Regions from separate parts of the Homo sapiens genome. Here all the other regions are linked to region 2. A link is a loop called in an ENCODE intact Hi-C map of the cell type or tissue named here. Cell type or tissue: GM12878. All regions are shown on one strand. Links, peaks and the distances in the headings refer to the core of each region. The heading gives the core; the rest is flanking DNA.

The links. A loop is a pair of places that touch in the nucleus more often than their neighbours do. Peaks named below come from ENCODE experiments on the same cell type or tissue, not always from the same donor. Only the 100,000 strongest peaks of a DNase experiment are listed, where the experiment ranks them.
Region 1: a loop joins it to region 2, with 4 times the contacts of the local background. A loop is called at or near these places in 6 of 110 quality-filtered maps.
Region 3: a loop joins it to region 2, with 4 times the contacts of the local background. A loop is called at or near these places in 12 of 110 quality-filtered maps.

The regions. Positions count from the first base shown.
Region 1 is chr11:5,548,013-5,554,015 of GRCh38, reverse strand. OR52H1 (olfactory receptor family 52 subfamily H member 1) reads left to right here and starts at 5,476. Exons shown (of 2, transcript NM_001005289.5): 1 at 5,476-5,564. It also overlaps the pseudogene OR52H2P. In GM12878, for the core only: no CTCF peak of the experiment used is centred there; a DNase peak (open chromatin) is centred at 3,305.
Region 2 is chr11:5,120,691-5,126,693 of GRCh38, reverse strand. It overlaps the pseudogene OR52A4P. Among named protein-coding and RNA genes, the nearest start is that of OR52A5, 15 kb to the left of the region's middle. In GM12878, for the core only: a CTCF peak has its summit at 2,449 (motif pointing left); a DNase peak (open chromatin) is centred at 2,393.
Region 3 is chr11:5,888,481-5,894,483 of GRCh38, reverse strand. All of the region lies in intron 2 of LOC112268071 (a long non-coding RNA gene), which reads left to right. It overlaps OR52E5 (olfactory receptor family 52 subfamily E member 5), which reads right to left and starts at 1,276. Exons shown (of 3, transcript NM_001005166.5): 1 at 1,214-1,276. In GM12878, for the core only: a CTCF peak has its summit at 3,091 (motif pointing right); a DNase peak (open chromatin) is centred at 3,037.

The sequences.
Region 1 (6,003 bases), core at 2,060-4,559, 430 kb before region 2:
TATCTTTGTGCTTTTTGATAGAGGAATTCCAGCAATCTACATTTATAAGCATAAATGATGTATTTGGTTTTATGTTGTTAACTTGTTTTATATTTTTAGTTTTCTATATATTGGTTAATTTTGTATCTTTTGCTATGCAGATATTATACATGTTATTTGCCATACAGACTCTGTAGATAATTTTGGTTATATATAGAGGAGTCTAGGAAAAGACTCGTGGGTCTGATTCCCAGCACTACCATTTCCTTCTTGTGTGACTTTTGACAAATCACTTTTCTCTGCATCCTTAAAATGTGGATAATATTATTACCTGTCTCATAGAATTGTTAAGAAAATTACAAAAGTGGTCTCATGTAGTATATTAAAGGTTTTCAAAAAATATTAGCTTCTGTTATAAAGTTTATTTGCTTTTAGCTTGACCTAGGATTTAGAATATATAAATTGTATTTTTCTTCCACTAGAGGTCCTCTCTGTATTTGTAAAAAGCACACAAACCAATTTTCTCTGATTCTTAAACAAGATTTCCTCATTAATTCCTAAGGGTGGACTGAGATTGAGCCTCATACCCTTTCTCATTTCATTCATATAGGAGGCATCAAACATCACAATCTCAGAGAACATTCTGGTCTACAAGCCTTAAGTCTCTCTATGTAGTGTCTGAGATATCAGAACAGTCGTTGAAATTGGGGTAGGGTCAGTGTTGGGACAAATTACAGTTCCAGTGATCCGTTTCTTTACATCCTTTGCTACACGTCCACGCCTCTTCTGAATTCTTGGCATCTCACAGTGAGTTGAAGCAGTTACCTGGTGTAACAGCAACATGAAAGAGTAGTGGCTGTGGAATCTAATGACCTTGGCTCTGCTAGTTACTAAAGGTGAGATGTTAGGTAAGATTATGTCTCAGTTTCAGTTTCTGTAAAAAAAAAAAAAAATGAGGTGGATAAAAATACGTATCTCAGAAGGTTTTTCTAAATAAGATAATATTTTTCAAGAAACTGGCATGTACTAGGAGTCAGTAATTGTTAATTATCTCATTTTCCCAACTGTGACCCAGTATTTTTCAGTTTCTTTCTATCCCTGCATGTAGTTAGACTACTTTTCTCTATACTCATATTTATATAGCAGCAACTTACATTGACCCAGGGAGAACTCAGTCATTAAAATGGGAACAGCAGTTTATGCAGTTTGAAGAAGATTCTAGAGTAACTGGATGATTAGTATCAGAAGTATTGGGTCTGAGAGTCTTTCTTCAAGTGATGAACATTGCTGTTAATATCAATGAGAGGTTTTTTCTTGGAATATAGGAAAGAGGCGGACCAGCCCCTAGGAAGCAGTGGAGGAAGAATTACCATACAATTTCCTCATGTTCATTATAAGCAATTTGTTTTTAGGACACAGAAGCTATTGATCTTAAAGGCCATGTACAACATGAGTGACCATGGTACAGGCCTGTTCATCCTTTTGGGTATCCCTGGACTTGAGCAGTACCACGTCTGGATCAGCATCCCATTCTGCTTAATCTATCTCATGGCTGTCGTGGCCAATAGTATCCTTCTCTACCTCATTGTGGTAGAGCACAGTCTTCATGCACCCATGTTCTTTTTCCTTTCCATGCTGGCCATTACTGATCTCATATTGTCCACCACATGTGTCCCCAAAACACTTAGCATCTTCTGGTTTGGTCCCCAAACAGTTTCCCTGGCTGTCTCACCCAATTATTCTTTCTGCACTATAGCTTTGTGTTGGACTCAGCTATACTGCTGGCCATGGCATTTGACCGCTATATGGCCATTTGCTCACCCTTGAGATACACTACTATTCTGACTCCCAAAACCATTGTCAAAATTGCTGTGGGAATATGTTTCCGAAGTTTCTGTGTTTTTGTCCCATGTGTTTTCCTTGTGAATCGTTTACCCTTCTGCAGGACACATATCATTTCTCACACATACTGTGAGCACATAGGTGTTGCCCAGCTTGCCTGTGCTGATATCTCCATCAATATCTGGTGTGGATTTTGTGTTCCCATCATGACGGTGATGACAGACGTGATCCTCATTGCTGTCTCCTACACCCTCATCCTCTGTGCTGTCTTTTGCCTCCCCTCCCAAGATGCCCGTCAGAAGGCCCTTTGCTCCTGTGGTTCCCATGTCTGTGTTATCCTCATATTCTATATACCAGCATTCTTCTCCATTCTTGCCCATTGCTTTGGGCATAATGTCCCTCATACCTTTCATATTATGTTTGCCAACCTTTATGTAATCATTCCACCTGCTCTCAACTCTATTGTCTACAGAATAAAGACCAAGCAAATCCAGAACAGAATCCTTTTGCTCTTTCCCAAGGGGTCCCAGTGATAGGTGCCTGAGCTCTTGGAGGTAGGGACAAGTTCCTAGTGTGTGTTAGGTCAAAGACTGAACCTGTGTTCAGACACCCAAGAGAAAGGACAGACTAAAATTTATTAACGAAAACTTGAGTTTTGCTTTCTTTGTGATTTGAGGCAGAAGTCTACTCAATCATTTCAGTTATAGCAAAGTAAGTTCTGAGTCTAGGAAATAATAAATATTTTTTGACTTCTAGAAACAAGAACTTTTGTAATTCCTTATGATTGCTCTAAAGTGATTATAAAACTTTTAATGAAGACAATGTAATGATTGGCAAATCTGAATGGTTTTTCAGATTTATTTATCATGGTAGTTTATTTATACATCATAGCAAGGCAGGAAAATTACCTCTTTGATGACTCTGCAGGGTTCTGGGTTTTTACTTTGTTCACTCCTATTAATTTCTAAACAACATCAAGTATAATACCTAGCACACACTAGGGACATAGGCAACATTTATCAAATAAATAAATGGCAAATAATCATAAAATTATTAATTTAAGAGTGCAGGTGTTTATATTAAGCAAAGGGATAAGGCAATGATAAAACTCAATGTTTAACTCAACCTTGAGAAAGCCAAATGAGTTGTGGGTGGGTGGAGTTTTCCACAAGGAATAAAAGGAGGAAGGCAAATTCCTATGGCTAGTAAAATGGTAAAGCACGTACAGACTAAGAAGTGGGTTTAAGACTTGACCAATTGGAAGCATTGGTGGTCTCAATTTTTTTCATGTTTGTATCTCCATAGAGATGTAGTCACAAGCCAAAAATGTACCTCTGTATGATTCATTGTCTCTTCAAATCCAGTATGCATAACTTGGTCATAGTGAGTCATTCAGTCACTTGGTCAGTAATACTTATTTTTAGGTGTCTGCCAGGCAGCAATGATAATCAATGTCTTATTTCCCTTTCAAATCTGATACGTCCTCAAAACCTGTGGTTTTTTTCTAAATAACCTCTTGGATTCCCCGGCTGAGTGCAGGCACCCTCCTCCCCTACCCCAGTAGTTCAAACCCTCACTGCTTTCACTTGACTCAAAATATCAGAGTTGTTCATGGTCTCTTTACCTTGAGACTACTTTCCCATCCCCGTGCTACTACCCTTTTCACATGTCATTGAATTTTTATTTCTACAATGGCTCTCAACATATAGTTTTAATAGAAAAGAATGTCCTTTGGACTCGGAGAATTGTGTTTGAATTTATAGTCTATCTCTTAACATGTGACAATAGCTACATGCATTGTTTCCAAAATTACTTGATGTATTTTGCATACCATAAATAAAAATATAGTCAGGTCCCACTTAACAATGAGGATAGAGTCTCATAAATGTGTTGTTAGATGATTTTATTATTGTGCAAATATCATAGAGTGTACTTACACAAACCTGTGTGATACAGCCTTGGCTCTCTATTATATTCTATAGCTCCTAGGCTACAAAACTGTACATCATGTTACTATACCGAATATTGTAGGGAAGTATAATATAATGGTATTTGTGCATCTAAACATGTCTAAACATAGACAAGGTACTCTAAAATATGGTATTGTAATCTTATGGGACAATTGTTCAGAAACATTGTTATGTGGCATATTACAAAGTATAAATAGAAAAGGCAAAAAGAAAAGTAGAAAGATTTTTAAAAATTAAGACAAAAAATAGGCCGAAAATACACTTTCCACCTGCTATGAATTTTTGTTCTCTTATTATATGTGGGTCAGAAATTGAGCTGTAAGCTTTCTAACAGTCTATGTGAGAGTTAAACATGATTAGCTACATAATTCATGATGGCTATAAGTTACAGACAGTTAATTGTTAGAGAAGCAAAACTACTTCTTATATGAAGAATGGAGAAATATCTTTAGAAAGCTCTTAAAGAATAGGCAGTAAGTGATGCAATTAATCACATTCTTACAGAATACACAAGTTCATGTGACTCTTCAGTCCCTTATCCTAGTATAGAGAGGTGAAGCAACCTCAATTTTTATTCAGCGAAAGGTAAAAATTCTGTTGGGAGCCAATACAATACTAATCTCATTAGTTCTGGTTTATTCCAGATATTCTAGAACATTCAGAGTACTGAGTGGACTCCTGGCAATCTTTATTAATTAACACATTCAACAATATTTAGCAAACGTTTGACAAACATTGACAAAAACTGACTTGGCTTTCAGAATTGTTGGGTAAAAGCCTCTTAGGTAAAAATTGATATCTGGACTTGCAGAAATTCCTGACAGTACCAGCTGGTAGACCTAACAGTTTCTCCATAAGAATATATTTTATTTGCTCATATTGTTTTTACCAATAAAAATGTTTAATGAAGTTTAATGTTTTAAAAATTATAAGTGGGAGATAAGCTATAGGTATGCAAGGGCACACATAGTAGTATAATGGACATTGGAGACCCAGAAGAGGAGAAGCTAGGAGAGGGGTGAGGGATGAAACATCACCTATTGAGTACAATCTACGCAATATGGGTGACAGGTACGCTAGAAACCCAGACTTCAACCTTATACAATTCACCCATGTAATCAAAAAACACTTGTACCCCTAAAGCCACTGGAATTTTTAAAAGATAATATTAGAATTATTTCATGTGGGCCATATAATTTTCATCTTAACAGGTGCCCTAGGTTATTCCTTTACACCATAAGTTTGCCGATATGTTAAGCATTTTCACTAGCAGTATCCTATTAATTTGTCAATCCTTATAAAATCTTGAGAGACAGGTACTAATATGACCACCTTTTAATGGAAATTAAGTAACTCATCCAAAGTCCTTTATCTGGTAAGTGAGGGCATGAACTTGAAACCTGGGTGATATGATAGGCACATACACACAGCTTTCCACCCACATACACATCAGCTTACAAATAAATAAATAAATAAAGCACTCTAAGGCAGTGTTAACTCAAAGGCATGAACAAGGTTAATAGAATCTTTTTCATCTTCTTCCCTTGAGGGTGAGAAGAGGGCATGTCAGAGTCTCTAATCCCCTAACTACCTACCTTTTCCCCACAAGGAGCAGTGAGTGATCAGAGAAAATAAATGGACAGGGAATCAACCTCTCTAACGTCCTTCCTTTTCCTTCCACTCATGTTTTTTTTTGGTTGGTGTGTCTGCTGTCTTGTAGATTTTGTCAACACACTCTTTCTTCTTTCCCTTTGGCCTGATCCCCAAGATTTGGTGAGTATTGGCTGTTTGAAGGGGTTTGATTGGGACAAGACTTAGAGAAAGTGAGTGAAAAGCCAGGGCTCTATTTCTTAGGGACCATGGGCTGGGCACTATAATTTTCTTTCCTGAGCAACTCCCATTTATAAACTGAGGTCCTGATCTCCAGTACTTGTGTATATGCTCCACTGAGTTAAGCATCAAAAGATCAGAACAGATGGACAATTACACAGCTGCGTTAAGTATGACCACAGTTAGCAGTGTTAGGAAATTTCTGTTTCAGACATGTGACAAGAGTCCATAACTCTAACTTAAAATGTAGAATTAAGTGTGCTGGTATGTGTGTATGCCCAGGGGTGCTCCTGTTAATTTTTATCCATCTTGCAATTTCTGTTCTCTTTTCCACTGCATGGTCTGGTTGTTAATGATAATACTAATGATATAAAATATAACC
Region 2 (6,003 bases), core at 1,192-3,691:
CTTGTCTACTTACTCTGTTAATAGTTTTTCTTGCTGTGCAGAAACTTTTTAGTATAGTTATGTCTATTTTTGTTTTTGCTGCAATTGCTTTTGGATCCTTCATCATAAAATCTTTGCCAAGGCCTAGGTCCAGAATAGTATTTCCTAGATTTTCTTCTTGAGTTTTTATAGTTTGAGGTCTTACATTTAAGACTTTAATTAATCTTGAATTGATATTTAAAGGATGTCCTATTCAGTAAATGGTGCTGGGATAACTGGCTAGCCATATGCAATCTTCTGCATCTGTTACAGAAGATTGTATTGGCTAGCCAGTTATCCCAGCACCATTTACTGAATAGGACATCCTTTACCAATTACTCATATTGTCAACTTTGTTAAAGATAAGATGGTTGTAGGCATGCAGCTTAATTTCTGAATTCTCTAACCTGTTCCATTGGTTTATGTGTCTAATTGTGTACCAGTACCATGCTGTTTTAGTTTCTGTAGACTTGGAGTATAGTTTGAAGTCATCTGGTGTGACTCCATGACTTTGTTCTTTTGCTTGCTATTTGTTTGGCTATTCAGTCTCTTTTTGGGTTCCATATAAATTTTAGATTTTTTTTTCTAATTATGTGAAAAATGGCATTGGTAATTTGATAGGAATAACATTGAATCTGTAAATTGCTTTGGGAAATATGGCCATTTCACAACACTGATTCTATCCATGAACATGAAATGTTTTATTATTTGTTTGTGTCATCTCTGATGTCTTTGAGCAGTGTTTTTTAATTCTCATTGTAGAGACCTTTCACCTCCCTTGTTAGCTGTATTATTAGGTATTTTATTCTGTTTGTGGCTATTGTGAATGGAATTGCATTCTTTATTTGGCCCTCATCTTGGATGTTGTTGATGTGTAGAAATTTTACTCATTTTTGTACACTAATTTTGTATTCTGAAATTTTATTTCAGTTGTTTAGCAGTTCTAACAGCCTCTGAGCAGAGACTATGGGGTTTTCTAGGTATAGAATCATATTGCGGGTGAAGAGAGATAGTTTGACTTCCCCTCTTCTTATTTGGATCCCTTTTGTTTCTTGTTTCTTTTTATTGTCGATTGTTCTGGCTGGGACTTCCAGTACTTTGTTGAATAGGAGTGGTGAGAGTGGGCATCCTTGTCTTGTTCCAGTTCTCAAGGGGAATGCTTCCATTTTTTGCCCGTTTAGTGTGACATTGGGTGTAGGTTTGTAATAGGCAGCTTTTATTATTTTGAGGTATGTGCCTTTAATGCCTAGTTTGTTGAGGACTTTTAACATGAAGGGATGTTGAATTTTACGAAAAGCTTTTCTGTACCTATTGAGATAATCATGTGGTTTTGTTTATAGGTCTGTCTATGTGATGAATTACATTTATTGTTATATGTATGTTGAACCAATCTTGCATCCCAGGAATAAAACCTACTTGATCTTGGTGGATTAGCTTTTTGATGTGCTGCTGGATTTTGCTTGTAGTATTTTGTTGAGGATTTTTGACTCTATGTTCATCAGAGATATTGGCCTAAAGATTTCTTTTTTCCTTGTGTCTCTCCCAGGTTTTGGTATCAGAACAAATCTGGCCTCACAGAATGAGTTAGGGATTAGTCCCTCCTCCTCAACTTTTTGGAATCATTTTAGTAGGATGAGTACTAGCTCTTTTTTTATACTTCTTTGTAGAATTTGGCTGTTTATCTGGTCCAGGGCTTTTACTGGTCGGTAGGTTTTTTTATTAGTGATTCAATTTTGGAACTTGTTATTGGTCTGCTTAAAATTTCAATTTCTTCCTGGCTCAATATTGAGAGGTTGTATGTTTCCAGGAATTAGTCCATTTCGTTTAGGTTCTCTAGTTTGTGTTGTTCTGCATTAATTAATTTTAAATAAGGAAAAACTAAAAGCCAAAACATATATGCATTTTAAATTAAACTCTGTATTAAAGATATTTAAGAGTAGGGAACTTCTTGGGATCAAGAGATTGTTAAAAAAAAAAGCTTGTGATTTACTTTTCTAGGAAGGACTGCTCTAATTTTCTGTCTCTTAAAATAGGACAAAAATCATCTGTGCATAATTGATTTTCCTCCCTTTCTCTTAGCAAGTCTTACTTCTTACAGGCATTACTGTACTCTCAACCCTGTTCTGCCTACCACTTCCAAACACACTTCTTTCTTGGATCACTGAAATGCCTTCTGGAAATCCTTTGATGGTCAAGAGTAAATACAAGGTACAATATTTGTTTTGTTTTCGATTCCCTTTCCTTACCAAGCATACAGTAACGCTGTCCAATTTGTTCAGAGATGAAATGGAGTCTCAATTGATGCATTGCCTTATTTTAGTGTCCTTTTTCTTTGTCAAATAAGTGAGAACGAGATAAACCCTATCTCTGGGGCTCTGAGAGACAGGGATGTGTTTTACTAACAGAAGATGCTTCAACACTGCCATCTCCTGGCCATACTAGATATGCCAGGCCCCCAGGGAATTGAGCAAGCCGCTAACCCTTAGAAATGGCTGGCTTTAAACTTCCATCTTTGCCCTAGGGAAAAAATATCTCTCAGGATTTGAGAAAGGCTAATAAAACTTTGGTAATCAGGGAAAATTATGTTACAAACCACAAATATTACATAGCTGGGACCAGCAGAGAGCAACCTTCCTCTGTGCCAGTCACTTGTCACTGTTGCTCCTGGATATTGAGTAAGTTATAGTTAGGAATGTGTACAGCTCAAGTGGAGGTGAAACAGTACATCCTGAAGTACAAGTACAAGTGCAGCTAATGAATGTAGACTCCAGAAAAAATCCAAATCATAAACATGAAGAGTATATTTTTGTTAGGGTCTCACTTTGAAATTCTATGAACTACAATTAAAGAACAATAATGATAAGTTGAAGAATCTACTTTGGAAGATTGAGATGTTAAGGGCAGTTAGGAGCCTGCTATTGGAGAAGTAATTTAGACCTGCAGATGTTTTACTTGAAAGAGAGAAGGATCATGAGTGTGTAGGGAAGTTGAAACTATCCCTCTGAAGGTTGAAGTCTACGTCTGTTAAAATGAATCGACAAAAGACAAATTAACAGGAAAAAGACATAGAATTTTATTAACATGCATAAGCATGGAGAACTCCAAGGAGAATGATTACCTGATAACTCAATTAAGCACAGATGCTTATATATCCTTCTTTATAGGGGAGGGGAGAGATTGAATGGGACCTGAGAAGAGACAATAGTTTGAGATGAAGTTCATCTGGGCTCCAGGTGTGGTGTTTAATTTTCAGTGTCTTCCTCTGTAATATGAGTTTTAATCTTCTCTGGTTAATGGAATTTCAGGGAAGGGATTGAAGGCAATTGTGTTCCTCTTTAGGGGTCTAGCGTCTAGGTAGATAAGGGAACTTCAGAGAATAACCTCATCCCATGCTTTGGGAAAGACAAAGAAGTGAAAGACAGGAAGGGCTGGGGGATGTCAGAGAAACCTTGCGGTTGCTTCTTTAGTTCAGAATGTTAAAGTGCTATATTTAGGGATATTGGTTTTCTGGGCTCTAACAATGTAATGATCTCCAAAACATTCCAGAGTTTAAATCTGTGGTTATCATGGTGACTAGGGGCCAGGGAAGAACACAGAATAATATTTGGATGTGATGACTTGAGTTATGGAGAAATATTAGAAATGCTTAGCACACCACTTATAAAATTTATGGATCACCTTGATTTAGACCTAGACAACTAATCACTTGCATAACCTCTCTGCTCTCACTTAAAAAAAAATCATTGATGCATAATATCATGTTACCAGCCCTGCAACTGAACCATAGTTATTTGCCAGTGTATCGTTACTGGAAATTGTTAAGTGTCCCAGCCACAGCCATTATATTGCAATCAGAATTTTGTTTTGGATGTTTCTCTATTTCTGCTGCTTCCCAAGGCACTTCCACCTCAACATGTTTGTCAATTATTTCCCATTGAATTTCTTGGAGAATTTTCAAATAGTCTCATCCCATCATATTTTTCGTATGTCAACTTTTCCAGAAGATAAAAAAAAAAAATAGAGCTTTCGACTTTCCTTCAGCAGTAAGTAGCCTGATTTCTTTTTTTTTTATTATTATTATACTTTAAGTTTTAGGGTACATGTACACAACGTGCAGGTTAGTTACATATGTATACATGTGCCATGTTGGTGAGCTGCACCCATTAACTTGTCATTTAACATTAGGTATATCTCCTAATGGTATCCCTCCCCCCGGCCCCCACCCCACAACAGGCCCAATGAGAACACATGGACACAGGAAGGGGAACATCACACACCAGGGCCTGATTTCTATGTAAGGGTTATATCTGTTCACACTGCCTCCATATGGAGATTCAGGCTTCCAAACTCGTTAACTAAACCTCACCTCTAACTAATTCAACATCTTCTTCATGGTTCCCCTGACGATACAACCTGAGGTTCCTCTTCTCCTAAACCAGGTACTCTAAAATTTCCTTAATTTTAAATTTATATATAAATAGTTTAAATATGTCTTTACCCTCCAATGTGTGGAAAAAGTCCTGGTGTGAGAGGTTTAGGGTGCTTATATGAACTACAGAGTTTTTGTATACGGTTGTCTCCTGTATCAGAATTGCTATGGTAATACACCAAAATTATGTGACTGTCATTGTCTACTGAATGGAGTCTGAGTCTTGCAGCAGTGTCATATTTGAACACTTGGGGCTAAAGCTAGAATAAATGTTTTTATTTCTCTGTCTAAAATATAATTCCAAATATAAATATTTGTATTCCTGCTTTCCATGAACAGGTTAGAAGAGGAAAGAGAAAATGGAGTTGGGGAACAAGGAAAGCACCACTAAGCAGGTTGATCATATTGGCCTCTTCTCAGAAATGATGTCCAAAAGTCTTCACTGAGTGTGGCCGGATGATTTTGCTAAAGTGTAAACTGGTGAACCTTTCTATGGGTCTTTATATTGGCATTTTTTCATTCATTAAAAAAAAGATAAGTAAGTTGATGGAGTTGGTTCTCCTAATTCTGCTATTCAATAACTTTGTGATTGGATAAGCATAAAATATATAAAAGTACAGAGAATCACAGCTTGGCAAACTTTCTCCCCTTTCTAAGAAGACCCCTGAATGGCCCTGCCTATTACAAATGGTACCTTGTTCATGCCTTTTGTGCTGACATTTATTGGGATCCCCGGTTTTGAATCTGTACAATGCTGGATTGGGATTCCATTCTGTGCTACGTATGTCATTGCTCTGATTGGAAATTCTCTACTTTTGATCATCATCAAATCTGAGCCAAGCCTCCATGAACCCATGTATATCTTCCTGGCCACGTTAGGAGCCACAGACATTTCACTTAGCACCAGCATTGTGCCCAAGATGCTTGATATTTTTTGGTTCCATTTGCCAGAGATATATTTTGATGCTTGCCTCTTTCAGATGTGGCTCATCCACACATTTCAAGGCATTGAATCAGGAGTCCTGCTAGCCATGGCTCTGGACCGCTGTGTAGCGATCTGTTATCCTCTGAGGCGTGCTATAGTATTCACTCGACAGCTAGTCACTTATATTGTAGTTGGAGTGACATTGCGGCCTGCCATTCTGGTAATTCCATGCCTATTGCTTATAAAATGCCATCTGAAACTCTACCGAACCAAGTTAATATACCACACTTACTGTGAACGCGTGGCCCTTGTGAAGCTTGCCACTGAAGATGTTTACATTAATAAGGTCTATGGTATCCTTGGAGCATTTATTGTTGGTGGGCTTGACTTCATTTTCATCACCCTCTCCTATATTCAGATATTTATCACTGTCTTTCACTTGCCTCTGAAAGAGGCACGACTTAAGGTATTTAATACATGTATTCCCCATATATATGTCTTCTTCCAATTCTATCTCCTTGCTTTTTTTTTCATTTTTTACTCGCAGATTTGGATCTTATATCCCATCATATGTACATATCACCTTGTCCAGTCTTTACCTACTGGTCCCACCATTCCTCAACCCCTTTAT
Region 3 (6,003 bases), core at 2,060-4,559, 770 kb before region 2:
TAGCCTGCCTCAATCTGCTTATTTCAAGATTATCCATTCTTTTTTTTCCTATTTTTCCAAAGGCCAATCTATCTTTCTGTTACGTGAGTTATCAGCGGTTTTCAAAATGAGTTCCCTGGACCAATAGCATCAGCATCACCTGGTAACTTGTTATAAATGACATTTCTTGGACACTAACTAAGACCACCTTAATCAGAAGCTCTTGAAGAGGGGTCCAGTAATCTGTTAAAAAGCCCTCCAGGTGATTCTGATGCTTATTCCAATTTGAGAACCACTGGCGAATATCTACCACTAGGTTATAATTTCTTTGAAGGCAAAACTAGTGTCATATTTATCTCCATGATAACATGATTTTTTTAATGCCAGGATCCACAAATGGCTATTGAAAGTTGAGTGCAAATAATAATCTTCCCTATTGTTATATATAGTATTTTAGATTGAATTCCTAAAAACATATCTGAGATAGAGAATGGCGGGCAGAAAGATTTTTGAGAAAGGCTCTGGGAAAATATGCTTATAAAGAAGCCAGGAAGGTAGGATTGGATCAGAAGACAAACTTCTTTATCATGTAGTTACATCTGAAGCCTCAAATGATACGATATGAAGCTCTGGAGATGGTTTGATCTCTCTAAGTTGTCCCACACACACAAAAAAAGTAAGCCTTTTTTATTTTTTTTGTATTTCTATATTATCTAGTTGTTGGCAATGGGCCACACTGTGTGATGCGACATGACCTCAGATGAGGCAGTTCCTTGGATCTGAGGGCAATTCCAGGGACGGGTGAAAATTTGAGGTTTCAGCATCTGAGATTCCTAACAACTAGTCATAGGTGCATAGGTCTTGAAAAGCAGACCACACAGCTATAACCAGGGAATGATCTGTTAACATCCTTCTCATCTTCATGAAATGCTCTTTTTTTTTTAATTTTAAAACACTTATCCTTCTCTTTTCCTTTAACTCTCAGAATGCTCTTTGAAGTTTGTTTACTGCTTTTCTTCCTTTATCATGTCCTTAAGTAATAGTCTGTTCTTGACTACAGCTATGAATTTGGGTTTTTCTTAACTACTATCTCTTTCTCTTGCTACTTCCTTAGAAGATGGCCCTATCTACAGAGACTCTGGCCGAGTCACTGGAGCTCCATCATCCCACAAATCACTTTAGTTACTGTCATTGAGGACCCTCTTTCAGCATAACCAGGAGCTGACTCACCTACCTCTGCCCCGCATCTGAGAAATTGTCTGTGAAGGACCGGATACCCCAGACTGCAACCTGTATGCGACATAGTTCTTACTATTCAGAGCCAAGGAGTTATATGAGAATTCTTGTCCCCTGGGAAGGGCTTCCCTAAAGTGTGGGCTGTGTCACTGGACCTGGAGAGAAAACAGAAAATTTCCCTACTCCTGAGGATAGGGCTCTAGGTTATCTTGTCAGAGATACCTTCTGCTTGCTGATGATCTGTGCATCCTCTAGTGGGTACATTCCCTGCACAGGTCCCAGGGGTCTATTCAGTTAGAGGCATAATGACCTCACACTTACACCTTAAATCTGACTGTGGTATCAGGTGATTAGTTACTCTTGACAGAGAGGCAAGAAAAGAGCCCTGTAAGAAGGAACCCAGCATCGCCTTAAAGTCATCTCTGAAATATATGTACATTAATAAATGGCAGAGATAGAATTCTAACTTCAGTTTCCAATTCATGAGATATATCTGTTACAAGAATTACATTCCATGATTTTTGTGAGTGTGTAATGCATCTAACACGATACATAATATTAATAGAAATATCAAAATGAATATATATATATACAGAAAGAAAAGCAGTTTAACCTACAGATTAAGAACATGATCTTTTGATTCTCTTATTCTGTGATCTTGTTCAATTACATTTGCCATTCTAAGTCTTGGTTTTCTCAAATGGAAAATGAGAAAAAATTATATCAATATTGTAACAGTATAATAAGGTAATGTCTGGAAGGTGCTCAACACTTACTTGTTAGAAATTAATTAATACATTAACACTGGCTATGCATTTTCACAAATCTTTTACAACATTATCTCTGAAGTTAACACTTTGGAGTTAGGCAACATAAATTTAAATATTTTTTTCTTAGATTCTGTAGCTGGGAAAACATTTCTTAACCTCTATCAGCTTCTTGTTCCTTCTTATAGATTCACAAGGCTGACGGAAATGACAAAACACATTTCACACTTTTTTTTTCAGAGTAAGTGAGATCATGCATTTGACTAGAACAGCAGAGTGTTTGACAATATATCTAAATATTATTAAATGGACATTATTTCTATTCCTTATTTGAAGTAGAATTTTTGGTGTTCAATAACATAAATAAATATTCAGTAGAAAAAGTTATTTACCTTTTTAGTTCATTAGATTGTTCATTTAAATGACTGTCATTTATTTGTTCAGGAAATGTATTTATTGGTACACATGGACATAAAGATGGGAACAGCAGACACTGGGGACTACTAAAGGTGGGAGAGAGGCCGAGGACAAGGGTTGAAAAACTACTTATAGGGTAATATGCTTACCACCTGCGTATATTAGTTCATTTTCACGTTGCTATAAGTAAATATCTGAGGCTGGGTCATTTATAAAGAAAAGAGATTTAATTGACTTACAGTTCCACATGGCTGGGAAGGCCTCAGTAAACTTAACAGTCATGGCGGAAGGGGAAGAGGCACATCTTACAGGGCAGCAGGTGAGAGAGAAAGAGAATGCCCGTGCAGGGGGAGCTGTCAAACACTTAAAAAAACATCAGATCTCATGATAACTCACTATCATGAGAACAGCATGGGGGAAACCAACCCTGCAATCCAATCACCTCCCAACAGGTCCCAACCCTAATGTGGGGATTATGCGGACAATTCAAGATGAGATTTGGGTGGGAACACAGAGCCTAACCATATCAGTGGGTGATGGGATCATTCATACCCCAAACTTCAGAATCACACAATCTACCCATGTCACAAACCCACACATGTAGCCCCTAAATCTAAGAGTTGAAATTACAAAATAAATAAATAAATTTTACAAAAAAGTATTTATTTTTACCACTAGATGTCAGTCATGCTCATCCTACAAGCCAATGTTCCTTGATTCAACCTTCTTTTATTGAGCTCCTGATATGAATTAGACAACATAATAATTAGATGCTCATTAAATACAGGCTAAATCAGCAAGTGCCATTTGAGCATTATGTATACGTGAAAGTCAAATCAGCTACATTTCTTGAACATGAGCTATTGTGCTAACTAAGTTTTCAAGATATTTTTGTTATATCTCTATTTGTATACCTCTGAGTTCAAAATCATTTCTTCAGGGAGCTTTGATTTCTTTTACAATAAAAGAATGTAAAGGATGAAAAGTTAGTGACTTTTCTTGATTATTTCTAATGTTTCCTATAAAATTGGATATATCTTACTATGCATTATCATATTGATCTTTTTGAATTACAATATTAATTAAAGCTTTGGAAAGCCCAAAGTTTTCCTTAATACCCATGAATCTTATAAACCACATAGAAGAATACCCCTAGCATATAAAATGTTCTTTCATTTTACTTTTGGCCTTACAGAGAGAATACTCTAAAATTATGAGAAAACTAAGAATATGCCTGGTGATTATTCCATTACTTTTTTATTCTCATTTCAATTCTCAGTGCAAACATACTAGATTATATTTCACAGTATATTAGTCCAAATGATTTTTTATCAGCATTATAATTCTTGGGCTGTCTAAAAGAATACAAAAAAATTCAAAATGATTCTAAGAGGATTCTGAGAACAAAAAGGAGAGTATCTAATGCTACAAATAAATAAATACTGAAATAAATAGCACACAATAGTAATTGAAAGGAGAATATATAAAAATATTGGCCGCCTCATGTTTGTTCAGAATTTTCCTCCAGCCCTTTGTTTATGTGGGCCAATGTGCTGGAGATCTCCTTTCGGCCTCTCTAGGTCCATTCTATACTCTGTGTCCTAAGAGATTCATGACTATGTACTGTATCAATAGCCTCTTTTGTCCCATAGAATCTGCTTGGGTTCAGAAAATAGGAAGCACCAGCAGGTGAGGGGGAAGTGAGTGAGGTCGAGATATTTATTCTGGTTCCCACCTGCTCCTTCATTGCAGGTGACCTGCAGGTCACCACGGGCTCTGTGAGTACCTCCAAATAAATTGCAACTTCTATCTGCAATGCTCTCTGGGCCTCCAGATGCCAGGAACTCCTTCTCCTCTTTGGACCCCAGAGTAAACATTCCCACACTTACTATCCTTATAGTCTCTTGTGGAATTTCTAAACTGTGCCTATATATTTGTCTTAGTTTAAGGGGTCAGCTTGAGTTTGCTAACTATGCTTTCTAGAACCTTCACTAATATTGCCAATAAGCAGCCTTAGATTTTCCTGTAGATTCTTCTATTTAAACTTACTTTTATCACATGTAATAATATACAATACATAATATATGATATTATATATAGATGCTCCTTAACTTACAATGGGGTTATGCTGCAATAAACCCATGATAATTTGAAAATATTTTATGGCTGAATAGTACTCCGTTGTATATATGTACCACATTTTCTTTATCCATTCATCTGTTGATGGACATTTAGGTTGCTTCCAAATCTTAGCTATTGTAAACAGTGCTGCAACAAACACTGGAGTGCTGATATCTCTTCTATATATTGATTTTCTTCCTTTTGTTTGTATACCCAGCAGTGGGATTGCTGGATTATGATGTGGTTATTACACATTTCATGCTTGTATCAAAACATCTCATGTACTCCATAAATATATGCACTTACTGTGTATCCATAAAAATTAAAAAAGAAACAAATCCATTGAAAATATTGTTCAATATTTTGAAGGCATTATTCTTGAGCAGGACAATGGATAATGCAGCATCCAAAGTAATGATGCAATTAGCATGAAATAAATGGAATTTGGAAATGCAAGAGGTAAGAAGATCTAGATTGTCTTCAAGAGACATGACATTGTTAGTAATAACAATGGTATTACAGACACCTTACCAGGGGTTGATCTTGGCTTTATTCCATTGTAAGTCAAGGAAAGTACTGAATGCATATACTCAAACTATTCTAAAGTCAAAAAATTGTCCAATTAAAACATTGTAAATCAAGGATCATCTGTATATTTATAAATATCCATGTGTATATAGAAACATGTATAAGTATAGGTAAAATTTACTGCTCTTATTGTTTATTTTGAAATAGGTAGTTTTATCTTTGGATTCTAATTTCTTAAGACTTTTGAACTACATTCAAATATATCTCAAAGTAGCTAATTTTGTAGTTGTTGGAAAAGAATAATAGATACTTCACAAGCGAATATTTTAAAATGGCCCATAAGAGCTAAAAATATACTTGACATCATTATTAGTTATTAGAGAAATAAAAATTAAAACTGCAATGGGATAATGCTTTTTACTCACTAGAGTAGCTAAATTCAAATGACTGACAACACCAAATGTTGGTGGGAATGTCGAGCAATTGGGATTTTCATATTTTGTTGGTAGAAGTGTAAAATGGTGAAATCACTTTGGAAAACTGTTGAGAATTTTCTTCAAATTTGGCACCAGAAAAATGGAAAAGTCTGCAGGCATCTGGAATTTTAAAAAGGTTTTTTTGGGAAACCAGGATAATATAGCAAGGCTCTGACTGATATAGGAGTTATGGATCAATAAACCAATTGAATGGAGCAATGTTGGAACATATTCAAGAAGATACTGTATCTGAATTGAACTTCATGGAAGTTTATTTTCAGTTACACTGAATTATGTCTGTTCCCAAAGTGCTGGTGGGTAACATAAAGTTAGAGATAAACAGCATTAATATTCTCACACTTACTATCCCATAAGAGTCTATGAGCTAGGCTGGTTTCCATATTCTGTAGAATACCGTGTGATGCATAAAGGGTTCCTAAGGAGAAGGATTGCTTGACGGGGTGAGCAAGGTTTATGGA